Regions from separate parts of the Homo sapiens genome. Here all the other regions are linked to region 1. The links are chromatin loops, found by intact Hi-C in ENCODE. Cell type or tissue: endothelial cell of umbilical vein. All regions are shown on one strand.

Region 1 (2,500 bases):
CAGACTGCCGAGTTTTGATAACTGGTTCTACCAGTTACGAGCTATGAGTTCTTGAGAAAGTTAAGAAGTCTCAGTACCTGTTTTGTCATCTGCAAAATTAAAATAATAATAGTGTGTACTTTGTAGTATTCTTGTGAGAATTAAATGAGCTAATTTGTATAAGACATTTAAAACAGCATCTAGAACATAATGTGAGCTATGTAAATCTTAGTTCTGATTGTTCTATAGTCTGTTTTATGACTGCCCCAATGTACATTCCAAAGATAATCCATGCTATTGTGGATAGCCATATTTATTTCCATTTTATGGAAATATAATATTTTTATGTGCATATAATACCATTTATTTATACACTCTCCAGTCAATAGACACTTGAGTTGTTTCCTAAATATTGCTAATACAAGTGCTGTTAAGAACAATCCAGTTTACATGTCCTAAAGCATAGATTCAGGAGTATCTGTACAGAAGGTATATTCCTAGGACTGAAATTTCTGAGACTCAGCGTATGCACACCTCTGATTTTACTAGGCGATGTCACAATTACCAAAGCAGCCAGGTCATTTTATGCTTTCTACCCACAAGTGTGCCTATGTGACCCAGTTACTTCATGACTTTGGACAAAGTCATGCCAGTCCTTCCATACTGGCAGTTTTAATTTTTACGAAACCAGTGGGTGATTTTAATCTGTATTTTTTGACTATAGTATAGCTTTAATCTGTATTTTGTTGACTATGGTGTAGCTAAGCATCCTTTCAGATATTTATTAGCCATTAAGCTTTTCTCGTCTGCACACAATGCTTGTCAAATCTTTTGCCAGGCAAAAGATTTTTTTTTTTTTTTTTTTTTGGTCAGGCATTTGTCGTTTTCATATTGATTTGTATGCATTATTTATTTATTCTGCACACTTTTCTCATTTTGTGACTTGAGTTGTTATTCTCTTTTGATATTTCCTTTTGGTGACCGTAATTTCAGGTCAATGAGTCATAGCGAACTTTTCCTTATGATTCATTCATTTTGTGTATTGTTTAAAGAAACTTAACATGAGATCATAGCTTCCTACGTTGAATTCCAAACATCACAAAATCTGCCTTTCACTTTTAAATCTTTAATAGCCTGCAATTGATTAATTTGTGTATAGTGTGGAGGAGTTTGGGGATCTTTTCTTTCTCTCTTTTTCTTTTTCGCATGGATAAACAATTTACCCGGCTCTATATATTAAAAATGCTATCGGCCGGGCGCAGTGGCTCACGCCTGTAATCCCAGCACTTTGGGAGGCCAAAGCGGGCAGATCACGAGGTCAGGAGATCGAGATCATCCTGGCTAACACGGTGAAACCCCATCTCTACTAAAAATACAAAAAACTAGCTGGGCGTGGTGGTGGGTGCCTGTAGTCCGAGCTACTCAGGAGGCTGAGGCAGGAGAATGGCGTGAACCCGGGAGGCTGAGCTTGCAGTGAGCCGAGATCGCACCACTGCACTCCAGCCTGGGCAACAGGGCAAGACTCTGTCTCAAAAAAAAAAAAAAAAAAAAAAAAAAAAAATGCTATCTATCCCTCCTCCACTCATCTGCAATGCCAGCTCTGTCGTAAACCAAGTTTTATTAGGTAGATCTTTTCTAGGTTTTCTTTGCCATGATACATTATCAGCCCCATGTCAATGCACATGTCCTAATTAGTATAACTTTGTTGTAGCTCATGATATCTTGGAATTTATATTCCCCAGCTAGCACTTCAGCAGGACGTTGGCTCTTGAATGTCTGCTCTTTCATGTAAATATAGGATACACACACACACTCTCTCGCTTTCTCTCTCTCTCTCTCTCTCTCTCTCTCTCTCTCTCTCTCTGTCTTTGGGGGTTTTAGGCCGGAATTACTTTGAAATCTACAGATAACTTAGAAGATAAATGACATCTTTATGACGTTGGGTTCTCTAGTTCACGAACATGTTATATATCTCTAGAGAGACCAAGAGACAGAGAGAACTTCTTCAACATAATGCCACAATGTTTCATAATTTTCTTTCCAAAAGACCAGACCTTAACATCTTTTTGAGAAATCCTTTTTTTTTTTTTTTTTTTTCGAGTCGGTGTCTCGTTCTGTCACCCAGACTGGAGTGCAGTGGTGTGATCTCGGCTCACTGCAAGATCAGCCTCCTGGATTCACGCCATTCTCCTGCCTCAGCCTCCCTAGTAGGTGGGACTACAGGCGCTGCCACCGCGCCCAGCTAATTTTTTATATTTTTAGTAGAGACAGATTTCACCTGTGTTAGCCAGGATGATCTCGATCTCCTGACCTAGTGATCCGCCCGCCTCGGCCTCCCAAAGCGCTGGGATTACAGGCATGAGCCACCACGCCTGGCCGAGAAATCATTTTTAGACATTTTACTTATTTTAATGATATTGTAAATGCTAAGATATCAACATTTCATATTTTCATGTCTGTTGGTAGTGTATATTTTTGATGGGATGCAGACAACAGGCTTCCTAAAAGTTTTATCAATTCG
Region 2 (2,500 bases), 530 kb after region 1:
TAACAGCTGTGCCTAAATGTACCTCGAAAAGCAGACAAAAATTAAAATCCTTTTACGGAGTCCATGCCAGTTGCCAGATATTCCAGAATGTGTCGAGCTACTCGGTCTATCAGCTTCATCGGAGTCTGAGCTCATTCATCTAAAACTTCCCCCTTTGATGTTTTCCCTTATTGAGGAGCCTCCTTCTACATGAACCTGAGTTGCCTGTGTATGGTAGGGACTTCCTGTCCAATCCCAGCAATGCCATCGGGAATGACTGGAACCCTCCCAGACCGGAACAAAGTGGACCGAGGTCCTTGTCTAGACCTAGGGCCCAAGCCAGGGACATTGAGACAGCACCCACTCCTGGTTGCTTTGTGGCCACCACCATCCTCCGGGTCATGCCTAGAAGCAGGAGTACTTTTATGGCCACAGCAGCCGAGCTAAGAAACTGGTCCCACGGTCCCCAAAGGCGGGGGAGATGCCAACTCCTCAAATGCTCCAGTGGTTGTTTTCTAAGGCAGCCATGTGTTTTAGGCCGCTTCATTAGAGCATTTTAGGATGAAAGCCAAAACCAGGGTCAGAGATAGGGAAGCACTTTTCAGTCACTTCCTCAGTGATTCCTTTGCCAGGCAGATATAGTGCAGGCACCTAGCCTCTTGATCCAGGTTGTGCCTTAAGTCCAGTTTCCCCAAGGGCTGGTGCCCCAGAATGGGTGGCAACACTTTACAGTGTGACCACTGCCACTGTCAACAAGGTGGGTCACCGCAACTCAACCGCCTCTGCCTTGTCCCCAAGGCGCTGAGAGGCTGGTGGTTGGGGCTTTACGGGTGGGAGGATGACAGGGCAAGCCCTACCTTCAATATAGATGAAACTCAGCCCCTACAGTGAAGTATTTTCTCAGTGTGTGACCTTGTTTAGAGACAGGGTGGCCTGCTGCTGCAATTAAGATGAAGTAAAACTCAAAGTGGGCCCTACTCCCATAGGACCAGTGTCCTTTAAACAGGGAAGCGGAAACAGGCACAGGGAGAAGACATTAAGGATGAAAACAGGGATGGGGTGGTGGTCCCACAGGCCAAGGAGCAGAGATGCCAGCAGACCATCAGAAGCTAGAGGCCTGAAACAGTCTTCACAGCCTGGCAAGGAGCCAACCACACCCCACCTCTTGATCTCAGATTTCCTGGCTTCCAGAAAAGAATTTCCGTTGAAACCACCAAGTTCATAGCAGTTTGTTATGCCAGCCCTAGCAGAGCAGTACAGCTTCCCAGCCACATGCAGATCTCAACTACCAGATCCCCACTGCTGGGATGGGCAATGTCTACCCAGAAACACCACCCACTTGGAGGGAGCAGATCAGAGCACCTGTTTACCACAGGCAGGCAGAGCCTGAGTCAAAGGAGCAAAGGGCTGAATGACACATGTCCAAGTTCCCTAGGCCCATCCGCAGTGCGATTCCCCCCCTCCCCCACAGGGAGGCATGCGAACGGAGAGGCAGGGCATCCAGCTGGTCACTGTCTCCATGGCAACAAATACAAGAGCCCTCCTCCACTAACAATCTATGTCCATCCTGTTTGGCAGAAAAGCTGACCCTTTGGTCCACGTGTTGAGGGAAGCCGACTATAAAGGCAGCTAATAGCAGAAGTGTTTGGAAATGGCCGGAGGCCACCGCCAAGGAACCAGGGGCAGCATTGGGAGGTGCTGGCAGGAGCTGTGATGGATTTGTGGCTGTGTCAGGGCTCAAAGATCCTCAGCACTCCTGGAAAAGAGGGCTGGGATCCAGTTCTGTTTAACAGTCTTGAACACTCAAACACAGGGTGTTGAGATCTAGAGTTTCTATGCTCATGGAGCAGAGGAAGGACCCAAGCCCTCAGGCCAATGGGCAAGAAGGCCACACCACAGGGTCTGTACAAGGAGACTCGCTGCAGCGAACAGCCTCATGACCGGAATCTCCATATCAGCAACAGGCACTGGCACAGCCCTCAGACCAGACCCCCACAGCACCACAGGATGCCCAGTGACCACGTAGCCAAGCCCCTGCACTGTGGGCACAAAACAAGCCAGACACCGGTGCTCAACAGCCAAACACGTTAGCTCTGACCACACAACTGGAGGCCAGCAAAGACCCAGGCACTGTGGACTGAGTCAGAAGGAAAAGGCAGAAACCCTAGGACGGTAAGTAGTTACCCAAAGACAAAGCTTTCAACTGGAGAGCGACTGACGCTATCCTTGAACTTGGGTGAGAGCATGCTAAGATTCTACCTTCACTGGAAAAGTTGGTTATTTAGGGGCACAATTAAAACTTCCATATCTGATCTATCCATTTCAGCCCTTTCACGTGTAAAGGACAGTTTAGACTCTGTAGACCCAACCTGTTTAACTCCTGGTTGCATCACTTGCTTTTCAACTCGGCAAAGTTCCAACCCAAGTTCCCTTCCCTGATGTAAGATGAAGGGCAAGGGCCCACAAACCCAGCATCTAGCTCACACGAAGTGCTTGCAAGTATGAGGGTAAGTAAACGTTC
Region 3 (2,500 bases), 1.1 Mb before region 1:
TTATGTCATTTGTGACAACATGGATGAACTTGGAAGGCATTATGCTAAGTGAAATAAGCCAGACACAGAAAAACAGACACCACATATTCTCACTTACATGTAGAACATAAAAAAATCAAACACATACAAGCAGACAGCATAATGATAGTTACTTGAGACTAGAGAGTAGTGGAAATGAGGAGCTGTTGGTCCAAGTGTACAACAGTTAGACAGGAAAAATAAATGATAAGTATTTGAGGTAATAGGTATGTTAATTAGCTTGATTTAATCTTTCCAAATTGTATACATGTATCATACATCACTTTGTACTTAATATTCAAATATTATTTGTAAATATCCAATAAAAACTAACAATAAAATGTAAAAGATTGCAAGAGGAGAAAAGAATTCTTTGTAAATAATGTGTTTATGCTTATTTAATTTTTTAGAATAAAAATGTTAAAGAGAAAACATATCTTTTACATAATTATTTTTAAATTTAAACTTTAAAATATTGTAAGAGTCAATTAAAAATGTAAAGTTTTACGTTCAGTTTAAGTTTCATTTTGATTAAGATAAAGAACTTTGGAGTCTAATATTTCAGAGTTTCAACTCCAATTCATTTAGTTACAGTGAGACTTGGCCATATCACTTCACCATTAGACTTCGTAGATTTTTCCTCTGTAAGATGGGAGGAAAAATATTTACCTGATACATTAGTTATGAATTTTAGCTAAGTTAATTTATGCACAATGATTCGTATACTTCCAGGTCCACACTAAGTGTTATTTAAATTATAGCTTTTTTGGTGATTTTAGCAATAATTATAATCAGGGAAAAAAAGAGAAATTTAATAGTGTTTTGTGTTCATAGCTAGTGTTCATTTTATTCACACAGGAAATGCAGGATGGTAGGAAGAATAACAATTTTCATCTCAATTTCATAGATGAGAAGTCTAAGAGTCATCCTGGCAAAGTGTTTCATTTAAGGACATGTAGGTAATCAGTAATACAGTCAGACGTAGAATTGGAACCAGTTGACTGCAAACTTAGTGTGTTTTAACTTCAATCTACTATATTTTAGCGTTTCTGAGTAATCTGTCTTTTGCATTAATACTCTAAAGATACTTGGGGGAAAAAAGAGGTGTGTAAGATAATTTGAAAAGAAAGCAATTGAAAAACTGAAGTCAGGAAGGCAAGCTCTGAAGACAATACACTGATTCAGAAAAATGAAGGGGCTGTTCTAGTGACTCACTCATAGAGGCTGGCAGGGACGGACATAAAATGTAAGCACACGAGGTCAAGCTTAAAATAATAAATGCCTGCGAGGCGGATTCCTCATTATTATTGTCAGTTAAACAAAGACCCACAGCTGTTAACTGGAACTTTGGCCTAAATCACAGGCTTCTTTATGTGTTGTGAATTTCACTAAAAGGGCTGTTTTAAGTTCCATTTTAAAAGGAATAAATGTTAAACACACACACACACACACACGCACACACACATTGAATAGAGCTCAAATTCAAAGCTTCATGCTTTAAACACACACACATATTGAATAGAGCTCAAATTTGTTCAAAGCTTCATGCTTTAAAAACTTAATATTCTCAGTTCTCTAACTTTGCCTCCCAAAGTAGTAAAATAACAAGGAAACAAAGGAAGAATTGCTACAGGTATGAAATGTCAGCCAATGCATGCCATTTTGTAGGGGATCTCAATGGAGTGAGTTGGGAGAAAAATGTTGAGAGAAAATGTAAGAAATTAGTTGTCATTTTTAACGTCAGACCTTCTATCATTTACTTCATATATCTTGATTCACGTATTTTAGTTAATAACATTCTAAGAACAAGTTTGTGCAGTAGATATTTTCCCCTTAAAGACGGTTGGCAAATGGCAAACTGTAGTCCAAAGACCAAACCCAGTCTGCCATCTGTTTTTATAAATAAAGTTTTATTAGATTATGGCCACCCTCATTCACTTATGTATGGCCTATGGCTGCTTATGGGTTATAATGGCTGAGCTGGGTATACTTCTGTAACCAAGTAGGTATGTCCAGCAAACAACATACCTACAATCTGGTCGTTCTCAGATAATTACTGTTGAGTCCTTGGTAAGGAAACTGAGACTCAGTGAAAGGAAATATTTAGTTCAAGGTCAAATAACTTTTCGTTCTTCGGAGGTAAGGGTTGGTCTCAGAGTTTCCTAGTTCAACTTGTAATGAAACTCAAAGACTTCTCCAGGTCTAGCAAGATGTATTTTCCCTTAAACCATTTCATACAATTTGAGAACATAATTTCATCTTAGAGAACCTGGTGTTGTAATGGGGAAAATGTGCATTTCAGCATCTGAAAGACTCAGGAGAGCATTAGATTCCCTCATACTTGCTGTCACTAACCCCTATTTTAGTTGGTGAAAATTAAATGAAGAAAAGTTAGTAGTTATGTTCTGCAAACCAAAAAGGAAATATTCACTTGTGTGATAATAGTTTTCAGTGCCAGGTCAAAGTTTTGATTCTTTGCTAG

Evidence for each region. A loop is a pair of places that touch in the nucleus more often than their neighbours do. Peaks named below come from ENCODE experiments on the same cell type or tissue, not always from the same donor. Only the 100,000 strongest peaks of a DNase experiment are listed, where the experiment ranks them.
Region 2: a loop joins it to region 1, with 4 times the contacts of the local background. A loop is called at or near these places in 1 of 110 quality-filtered maps.
Region 3: it touches region 1 in a loop (2.9-fold over the local background); 1 of 110 quality-filtered maps calls a loop at or near these places.

Annotation. Positions count from the first base shown.
Region 1 is chr4:10,654,678-10,657,177 of GRCh38, reverse strand. All of the region lies in intron 2 of CLNK (cytokine dependent hematopoietic cell linker), which reads left to right. Among named protein-coding and RNA genes, the nearest start is that of CLNK, 29 kb to the left of the region's middle. In endothelial cell of umbilical vein, no CTCF peak of the experiment used is centred here; a DNase peak (open chromatin) is centred at 987; H3K27ac peaks cover 1,907 bases.
Region 2 is chr4:10,122,671-10,125,170 of GRCh38, reverse strand. No RefSeq gene overlaps it. Among named protein-coding and RNA genes, the nearest start is that of WDR1, 7.1 kb to the right of the region's middle. RefSeq lists enhancers at 1,416-1,916, 1,917-2,417. In endothelial cell of umbilical vein, no CTCF peak of the experiment used is centred here; a DNase peak (open chromatin) is centred at 1,410; H3K27ac peaks cover 1,706 bases.
Region 3 is chr4:11,747,143-11,749,642 of GRCh38, reverse strand. The region is part of intron 1 of LINC02360 (long intergenic non-protein coding RNA 2360); the gene reads left to right. The region is part of intron 2 of LOC107986178 (a long non-coding RNA gene); the gene reads right to left. Among named protein-coding and RNA genes, the nearest start is that of LINC02360, 21 kb to the left of the region's middle. In endothelial cell of umbilical vein, no CTCF peak of the experiment used is centred here; DNase peaks (open chromatin) are centred at 1,262 and 2,362; H3K27ac peaks cover 1,883 bases.